2 separate regions of the Homo sapiens genome follow, and region 1 is linked to region 2. Evidence: read pairs that join two places in POLR2A ChIA-PET (ENCODE). Cell type or tissue: HepG2. All regions are shown on one strand.

What was found. ChIA-PET counts read pairs that join two places held together with the same protein. Peaks named below come from ENCODE experiments on the same cell type or tissue, not always from the same donor. Only the 100,000 strongest peaks of a DNase experiment are listed, where the experiment ranks them.
Region 1: POLR2A ChIA-PET joins it to region 2 with 5 read pairs; 4 of 35 experiments call an interaction of 5 or more read pairs at or near these places.

What each region holds. Positions count from the first base shown.
Region 1 is chr5:32,396,423-32,401,422 of GRCh38, reverse strand. It overlaps ZFR (zinc finger RNA binding protein), which reads left to right. Exons shown (of 20, transcript NM_016107.5): 9 at 1,220-1,416; 10 at 4,085-4,204. Among named protein-coding and RNA genes, the nearest start is that of MIR579, 4.4 kb to the right of the region's middle. In HepG2, no CTCF peak of the experiment used is centred here; a DNase peak (open chromatin) is centred at 2,522.
Region 2 is chr5:32,496,929-32,501,928 of GRCh38, reverse strand. No RefSeq gene overlaps it. Among named protein-coding and RNA genes, the nearest start is that of ZFR, 55 kb to the right of the region's middle. RefSeq lists an enhancer at 20-666. In HepG2, no CTCF peak of the experiment used is centred here; no DNase peak of the experiment used is centred here.

The DNA of each region.
Region 1 (5,000 bases), 100 kb after region 2:
TTTGTGAAACCTTTCCTTACTGGATCATGTTAAAGGGTGGTGGCTCCTTCTAAATTTCCGCAATATTCAGTCCATACTTCTTATAGTGCTTATCACATTGTATTATCGTTATTTGTATCTTCCCATAAATTGGACACTTGAAAGGCAGCTACATTGTCTTCTCTTTACTGTATTACCAGAACTTAGCGCCGTATCCAGATTGTTGTAGATACTTAAGAATATTTTTGAAAGAAAAGTTTAAAAGTAGGAGATTCACAATTAACATGCTATTCTCTTGGACAGTTAGTTGAAGTGTTAAGTTTAATTGATGATAAAAATGAAAGCTATTATTTATAGTCACTTCTACATCAGTTTCTGAGGTTCTTCATACTTTCAGTTTAGAACAATAATAGAAAATCTTTTGTAAATAAGTTAAAGGAAATAAACAGTGATAAAACCTAAATTGGTTCTGTTTCCTTCCCTGGTGGGAAACTTTGTTTGGACTAAGTTTGCAGAGAGACCTAATCATTGAACTTAACTTTTTTTAATTTTTCTAAATTGTAGGGCATGACCTAGATGTTACCCCCAACTTTTTTGGGAGACAGGGTCTGACCAGGCCTGGAGTGCAGTGGTGCGATCTCAGCTCACTGCAGCCTCTACCTCTTAGGCTCAAGCAGTCCTTCCACCTCAGCCCCACAAGTAGCTAGGACTGCAGGCATGCACCATCACATCCAGCTAATTTTTGTAGTGACCAGGTTTTGCCATGTTCCCCCGGCTGGTCTCAAACTTCTAGGCTCAAACTCCTGGGCTCAAGTGATCCTCCCACCTCTGCCTCCCACAGTGCTGGGATCATAGGGCATAAGCCATCACACCCAACTGGAAGTTAGCAGTTTTTAAGGAACAAATACTACTCATTTCAGTCACTTGCCAAGAAACTAGGGCTACAAACATCAATTAGGCTTAGTCCTTACCATTTCAGGTACTTGCTATTCACTTTGAGGGGGGATGAGGAGGGTGTTGGGTGTTCCAAGATGGAAAAGAGAAAAATTCAGAAACGTATTTCACTAATAGGGTAAAAAAGCCAAGTAGTTTATGTAGTTCTTCAAAATTCTCATCTGTTGTATGTCAGTTAGGAGTTTGACTATTAGCAGAAAAGAACTTTATCTGAAGTTTTCGTCTTATCAGGTATATATATTTATACAAAAATAAAATTTTTTTTAACTTTTTGATACTTTTCTAGGTGGTAATAAGCTGCAGTCAACAGGAAATAAAGCAGAAGACATAAAAGGAACCGAATGTGTTAAAAGTACTCCTGTCACTTCTGCTGTGCAGATTCCTGAAGTAAAGCAAGACACAGTGTCAGAACCAGTCACACCTGCATCTCTTGCTGCTTTACAGAGTGATGTGCAGCCAGTGGGCCATGATTATGTGGAAGAGGTAATTGATTTGAGAATACCATTGCTGTGAAATTGGATAAAGGGAAGAAGTGCATTACGAGCATATGTTACGTGTAAAATTAAATATACTTAATTGTATTTTAGATTTAGCTTACTTAAAGAATATTAAAGGAATCTTTGTTATAAGAAAGCATGTCCTTTAAGCCTGCCTAAGTGACATCATAATGATTTTTTTTTTGCTAACTTTTATATTATTTTCCCTGTGTATTGCCACTGTGGTGTGCAAAGTAACTTTCTATTTACTAGCAAGCATTCTTGTAATACATCCTTCAACTATCATAAAACTTTAAAAGTTCTGAGCAGCAAAAATGTTGATAAAGAGAACCAATATATTTATTTTTGAATAGTCAGTTTTGTGATAAAATTAAGTTTGCTGATTTAACAGAATATATTCATTTGGTTTCTCAAGTGGAGTAGAAGACTGTTGCTGTTTTACAGGTAAAGTAAACTCAGTAAAATAAAGGAGTGAAGGGATATCAGAGGGGACTGGATAAATACCTGCTGTTAGCAGAAAGACATACAGTGGCATATGACTACTATTTACTTTGACTTTAGAGCATATATGTTTTTTGAGCTTCAGTGTCGATATCTATAAAATTGGGATATTCCCTAACAAAGTTGTGAAGAGTAGATGAAATAAAGTACCTAGCATGGTGTCTAGCATCTAGGAGAGTTTTTGTTTTTGTTTTTGTTTTTGTTTTTGTTTTTGTTTGAGACAGAGTCTTATTCTGCCACCCAGGCTGGAGTGTAGTGACACAGTCTTGGCTCACTGCAACCTCTGCCTCCTGGGTTCAAGCAATTCTTCTGCCTCAGCCTCCCAAGTAGCTGGGATTACAGGTGCATGCCACCACCCCCAGCTGATTTTTGTATTTTTTTTAGTAGATGGGGTTTCACTATGTTGGCCAGGCTGGTCTCGAACTCCTGACCTCATGATCTGCCTGCCTCGGCCTTCCAAAGTGCTGTGATTACAGGCGTGAGACACTGCGCCTAGCCTAGTAGGTTTTAAATAAATATTTGTTCTTGCATCATTTTTCCTATCAAGAAAAATTATCTATGGATGGCCAGGCACAGTGGCTCACGCCTGTAATTGCAGCACTTTGGGAGGCCGAGGTGGGTGAATCACTTGAGGCCAGAAGTTCAAGGCCAGTAGTTGCGCACACTTGTAATCCCAGCTACTCGGGACGCTGAGGCACAATCACTTGAACCTGGGAGGTGGAGGTTGCAGTGAGCCGAGATCACACAACTGTACTCCAGCCTGGGCAATAGAGTGAGACTCTGTCTCACAAAAAAGAAAAGAAAACAAGAAAAAGAAAAATTGTGTATTGAATTCTTTGTTTACAAGGTGGATAGCTGGGTTATGGAATTTATAATTAGTTCAGAAATAATTCTGACTTTTAAGTTTCATCTCTTAAAGGAGTAAGATTTGATTATCTCAAAAAAAGCTCTCAACCAGAACACCCAATTTTTGATGATACTGTTTAATCCTAAACTTCAGAGAATTACATTCAGAACCTATCTTAAAGCTTGGACAATTTGAACTCAGTATTCATAATAGACTTCATAGTAAGACTCAAGTTTACTTGTCCTCCTATAACTGTTCAGTTAGAAAAAATTTCATCTTAATTTTCCATAAAGTTACATATTATAAAACCTTGAGCTTTGAGAAATTTTGTATACCAAAATAATGCTATTATTCGTCGTTATCTTCATTTTCAAGAACAATACTTGGCCAGCAGCAATTATTCAGTAACTATTAGAAAATTTAAGACATCTAGCTACATTTAAATCTAAATGCTTACATACATACAAAAATATTAAATTGAAAGATAGTGGCCAGGCATGGTGGCTCACGCCTGTAATCCTAGCACTTTGGGAGGCCGAGGCGGGCGGATCACGAGGTCAGGAGATCAAGACCATCCTGGCTAACACGGTGAAACCCCCATCTCTACTAAAAATACAAAATTAGCTGGGCGTGGTGGTGGGCACCTGTAGTCCCAGCTACTCGGAAGGCTGAGGCAGGAGAATGGTGTGAACCCAGGAGGCGGAGCTGGCAGTGAGCCGAGATCGCACCACTGCACTCCAGCCTGAGCGACAGAGCAAGACTCCATCTCAAAAAAAAAAAAAAAAAAAAAAAAAAGATACAAGAGCAAACACATGCTATCACATCTTGCATGCTAAAATTCCAACTTTTCATTCCCATTTCTACAGTTTCTATCCTTTTAAAAAGTAATAGGCCAGGCGCAGTGGCTCATGCCTGTAATCCCAGCACTTTGGGAGGCCAAGGTGGGCGGATCACAAGGAGTTTGAGACCAGCCTGGCCAACATGGTGAAACCCTGTCTCTACTAAAAATACAAAAAACAAATTAGCCGGTCGTGGTGGTGTTACATACCTTTAATCCCAGCTACTTGGGTGGCTGAGGCGGGAGAATCGCTTGAACCCAGGAGGCTGAGGTTGTAGTGAGCTGAGTTCAAACCACTGCACTCCAGCATGGGCGACAGAGCAAGACTCTGTCCTGGGGAAAAAAAAAATGTAATAGACATTGCCACTTCTTTCTAACTGTGTACAACTTCATCAAATAATATGTGGGGGTTTATGAATGATATAATCTTCAACTATGATGATTCTTGAATTTTTTTTCCACACCAAGGTACGAAATGATGAAGGAAAAGTAATTCGGTTCCATTGTAAATTATGCGAGTGCAGCTTTAATGATCCCAATGCTAAGGAGATGCACTTAAAAGGGCGAAGACACAGACTTCAATATAAAGTGAGTAAAATTTCAGCTATTACCTTCTTTAAAACAAAAAACAAAAACAAAAACACCCAGAGCATTCTTTATGTAAAAGAAAGCATCTAAACACAGCTTGCCAAGTCCATGATGTCCCATTCTAAGATTAGCATGTCATGTTGGTAGACTCAGATGGATGTTTGGTTTTTATTTATCCATTTTTAAAATAAAGAAGAATAACATTCTCATCAGTTTTAGTAATTGTGGCAAAAACTGAAGCATTGCCTGGACCAAGCAATCATGTAAAGATAATTAATTCACATAAAATGTTTGAAAAAAGTCTCAACTATTTATCCACCTTCTTTATCTGGTAGAATTCCCACCAAAATGAACTTTGAGATGAGTTGATATGTTGGAAAATCCCTTCACTTATCTTAGCGTAGGAATTCTTCACTGAATACACTTCAAATGTTAAGATAAATCAGATATTGTATTTGAAGTTTTTTTTTTTAATGAGATGGAGTCTCGCTCTGTAGCCAAGGCTGGAGTGCAGTGGCATGATCTCGGCTCACTGCAGCCTCTGCTTCCTGGGTCCCTGTTCAGGCATTTCTCCTGTCTCCGCCTCCCGAGTAGCTGGGATTACAGGCATGCACCCCCATGCCCAGCTAATTTTTGTATTTTTAGTAGAGATGGGGTTTCACCATGTTGGCCAGGTTGGCCTGAACTCCTGACCTCATGATCCGCCCTCCTTGGCCTCCCAAAGTGCTGGGATTACATGCGTGAGCCACCGTGCCTGGCCTGTATTTGAAGTTTTTAACTAGGCTAGATTGATGTA
Region 2 (5,000 bases):
GGAAGCCTAACTGCAAAGGAGTCTAGTACTCATAGGTTTCTGCTGTCCAGCCCCTGCATATGGGAATTCATGGAATGACGTTCTGCAAACCAATCTGCAGTCACAATCTCAGATTTGCAGTGGAGCAAGCACATCATGTCTCCCTGCTCCCTGCTTTTCGCAGCCTCTGAAAAACACCACTCAGCCTCTGATCTTTAAAAGATCCTGCTGATCCCTGTGGCGTAAATCTGAGAAGCTATGCAGGAGAGAGAAATTCTGGAATCAGCAAAAATGTCCCTTTTTACAATGCGTTATGCTTTGCAACTTACTATTGAATGTTGTATTCTGTTTACAAAGCTGCTGAAAATCTCAAAAAGTTCTCTCTGGATATGTTTCTTTAGTATATTGAAATGCAAACGAGCTCCGTTTCAACTAGGTAATCTGGGCACACACATGAATAATTACCACTCCCACCACCTGATGCCTCATTAAAATGACCGTAAAGGAGGAGAACGCAAAGGAGGTGTCAACAGCTAAGGGTTTCAGAGGCCTGAGAGTGGAGGGTGTCCCCACCTTTAAAATACAGGATGTGCCCGACCCAGGGAAGAAAGTGGGCAGCCCCTCAGAGAGTCTACGTCAAGCGGCCAAGCCGTCCCCAAATAGCAGCTGCTGGGTCCGCTGATTTGCCCCACTTTCCCAGATAGATGTCATTTACTACTCAGAGCACAGCAGGCAGCATGACCCCAATGTTCGCATCAGTTCTGCTGGCCCCCAAGCCTCATGGGGCAATACCAGTGCTGGCCAGGTGAATACTGCCCCTGAGGAACACTGAGTTCATGAAACCCCCAGTTTTCCAAGGGAACCGCTAGCACACCTGCCCCAACTTTGCCCCAGCGGAAGGCACTATCTTTTTTTTTTTTTTTTTTTTTTTTTTGAGCCAGAGTCTTGCTCTGTCGCCCAGGCTGGAGTGCAGTAGGAAGATCTCGGCTCACTGCAAGCTCCGCCTCCCGGGTTCACGCCATTCTCCTGCCTTAACCTCCCCAGTAGCTGGGACTACAGGCTCTCACCACCGCCTGGCTAATTTTTGTATTTTTAGTACAGATGGGGTTTCACCATGTTGGCCAGGTTGGTCTCAAGCTGCTGAACTCAGGTGATCCACCTGCCTCTGCCTCCCAAAGTGTTGGGATTACAGGCGTGAGCCACCGTGCCCAGGGGACACTATCTTTATCACAGTGATAGGGCTCTAAAGAGTGGAGGAACACCAGAGTTCTTGGTCCTCATGTCGGTTTAGATGAAACTACATGGACACACGTGGAGTGGTTTTAAGGAGTGGAGAGTTTAATAGGCAAGAAGGAAGGGAGACGACAGAAGGAAAGAAGCTCCCGCATACAGAGACAGGGGGAGGGGGGCTCCAAAGCCAAAAGAGGAGGTCTCTACCTGCCACGGATACCAGCCAGGTATATGTGCAGTGGCTGGAGGAGGCGGTGTTTGATTTGCATAGGGCTCAGGGGATTGGTTTGACTAGGCATGTCATTCACCTAGCCCGAGAAAAAGCTGGCCCTCCCACCCTAGCCTTTTAATATGCAAATATAGGGCACCAAGGTGTTCTATACACGTGGGGATATGTTGGGGAGGCCGTGTTGCCAGAAACATGTCGAAAAAGGGTAAGAAGGCCAAGGGAATCTCCATGCTTGGGTGGACCCAGTTTCTAATGGCTTGCATTTGCATATCAAAGGTTGCTGGCCTGGCTCTAACAGCCAGGGCTTTACTAGAAACTTTTCCAGAGATGCTTTAAAAAATGAAAACTTCCCAAGGACCCCTTTTCCTACAACAACAGTAGTCAGGAAACAAAACTGAACTCTGACCCGAAGGGAGACATATCTCTAGCTTCCAAAGAGGTCTGCTAAGCAAACAATCTTTAAAAGATTATCTGGCCAAAAGCTGCCATAAAACATGTCCAATACCAGGAGAAAGGCCTCCCAAAATTCTGTAGGTATGAGAGGCAGTTGGTGAAGTGAGGTGGAAAAAAAGAGTTCAGTGAAAGATCTGTGGGCCGGGCACAGTGGCTCACGCCTGTAATCCCAACACTTAAGGAGGCTGAGGCAGGTAGATCACTTGAGGTTTCAGGAGTTGGAAACCAGCCTGACCAACAAGGTGAAACCTCATCTCTGCTAAGAAAATACAAAAATTAGCTGGGCATTGTGGCAGGTGCCTGTAATCCCAGCTTCTCAGGAGGCTGAGGCAGAAGAATTGCTTGAACCTAGAATGTTGCAATGAGCCGAGATGGTGCCACTACCCTCCAGCTGAGTGACAGAGCAAGACTCTGTCTCAAAAAAAAAAAAAAGAAAGAAAGAAAGAAAAAGAAAGAAAGGTCTGTGTCAGAGGGACAAATGTCTAGAGAGCCACTGCTCCAATCCTGCGTGGGTGGATGGGGAGTCATAAGCTGGTACCTTTCCACCCTCTCAAGCTCCAAGACCAATGTAGGGGGATTCCACCCCATGAGTTCCAGGTTACAGCTTCCTTTTCTGGGGTTTATTGAAGTCACAGGGTGTTATGAAGTGTGGGTTAACCTTATAGGAAAAGTAATATAGGGGTTGAGCAAAGGTTTGGAGATGGACGGGAGTCACCAGATTGCACTGACATTGAAGGAGATGCTGGCTACTATTAAAGAGATCATTCTCAAGGGATGTCAGTGGGAAGCAGAGCCAGCTGAGCCCCTGGGGGCAGATAAGGACCAGTGAAGACCACTGATCTGCAGATAATGACTCAGCTCCCACCCAGTTCCTGGGTTCTTGAACAAAACCCTTTAAGGAAAAGCCCCTTATTCCTGTCCAGGTGGCCTCTTCAGGTCAGGCCCTCTCTCAGAGAAACCCCCAAACCTCGATCCCCACTCCCATCCTCCCCTGGAGATGTTCGCCTTTTAGAATCCAGCTCTACAGGCAAAGCATGGTGGAGTCAACTGTGGATACAGAACAGAATGTAAAGTTTATCAGCCTGACGAGGTGAAAGTGAAATGACAGATGTCGGAAATTGGGAAGTAAAAGATGGACAGTTGTGTTGAAGGGAAAGGCAAGCTTTTTTTTTGCTTTCAATAAAGGGAGAAGAAGATACTCCTTGAAATCACTAGAACAAGAGAGATTCCAGTCCATTACTTAATGTTAGAAACCAGTAGAGGAACTAAAAATAATGATATAGCTTTACTGGGACAGGAGTGTGAGCAAGTTAAATCCTTATCTTTGTGAGCAAGTTAAATCCTTATCTTTCACAAGAGGAAGTCAAGAGATAATGTCTAAAGATGATAAACCAGGAAATAGCAAGCAGTGTAAACATAGTATTTAGACACACAGAGGTAATCACTAAACACTGAAACCAAACTGCTGGATGACAGACTGGGCACAGGCATAGGTGGATACCTCTGTAGAATTTAATTTTTTTTTTTATGTCTCTCCACCTTTTCTATTGGGTTCCATGAATAAAAGATTCTTGTTGTTGTTGTTGTTTGTTTGTTTGAGATGGAGTATCACTCTGTTGCCCTGGCTGGAGTGCATGGTGCAATCTCGGCTCACTGCAACCTCTGTCTCCCAGGTTCAAGACATTCTCATGCCTCAGCCTCCCCAGTAGCTAGGAATACAGGTGCGTGCCACCACACCCAGCTAATTTTTGTATTTTTAGTAGGGATGGGGTTTTACCATGTTGGCCAGGCTGGTTTGAACCCCTGACCTCAAGTGATCCACCTGCTTTGGCTTCCCAAAGTGCTGAGATTACAGGTGTGAGCCGCCACGCCCAGCCTGTTTGTTTTTGAGACGGGGGTCTCATCATGTCACCCAGGTGGGAATACAGTGATGCAATCACAGCTCACTGCAGCCTCAAACTCCTGGGCTCAAGCACTCTTCCCACCGCAACCTCCCAATTAGCTAGGACTACAGGCACACGCCACCATACCCCACTAATTTTTTTTTTTGCTGTAGAGATTGGAGGCAGGCGGCAGTCTCGCTTTGTTGGCTAGGCTGGTCTCAAACTCCTAGCCTCAAGGAATCCTTCTGCCTCCCAGAATGATGGGATTACAGGCATGGGACCACCATGCTCGGCCAAGAAAAAGCTTCTTAAGCTTCTTTTCTTCTCTTTATTCCTTGAAAAACTCATCAATCTAGTCCCTTCTTCCCCCAAAAGCACTAATTTTAAGGGTGTTCACCAAAATTAGGGACGTTCAGTGTATCAAACTGTGTAGGGAAAAACTCTCCTGAAACCATGTTTTTCCTCTACTCTCACACCACAACAATCATCAACACAGAAGATTTCTGTGACCAAATATATGGGGCTTTTTCCCCACACACCAAGCAACGGACACCAGGGAGGGTCTTCTCATTCAGTTCCAACCGTGTCTGCCCAGAGATGGTGTCAGATCCCACAAGCTGAGGACTCAGTCCCTAAGACTGCCTCCTGAACCCCCACTAACACACACCAGTTGCAAGGTCGGCCCTCCAGAACCTCTTACTGACCAGCTTCAAGTTGGGGTTCCCATGACCCCCCTATATGGGTTCAATAAATTTGCTGGAGCGGCTTATAGAACTCAGGGAAACACATTTACTGGTTTATTATTAAGGATATAGTAAAGGATACACGAGAAGAGATGCACAGGGTGAGATATTAGGGAAGCGGCGCAGAGTTTCCATGTCCTCCCTAAGCGCCACCCTCCAGGAACCTCCAGGAGCTCAGCTACCCGGAAGTTCACTGATCCATGTCCTCTTGGGTTTTTACAGAAGCTTCATGACATCAACATTCTTTCCCCCATGGTATAGGGTGGGAGCCCTCTCATGGGAGAGTCTTAAGATCCATCACCTGATCAGGCCGGGTGCAGTGGCTCATGCCTGTAATCCCAGCACTTTGTGAGGCAGAGGTGGGCAGGTCACTTGAGGTCAGGAGTTCGAGACCAGTGTGGCCAACGTGGTGAAACCCCCGTCTCTACTAAAAGTAAAAAAATTAGCCTGGGCATGGTGGTGCATGCCTGTAATCCCAGCTAC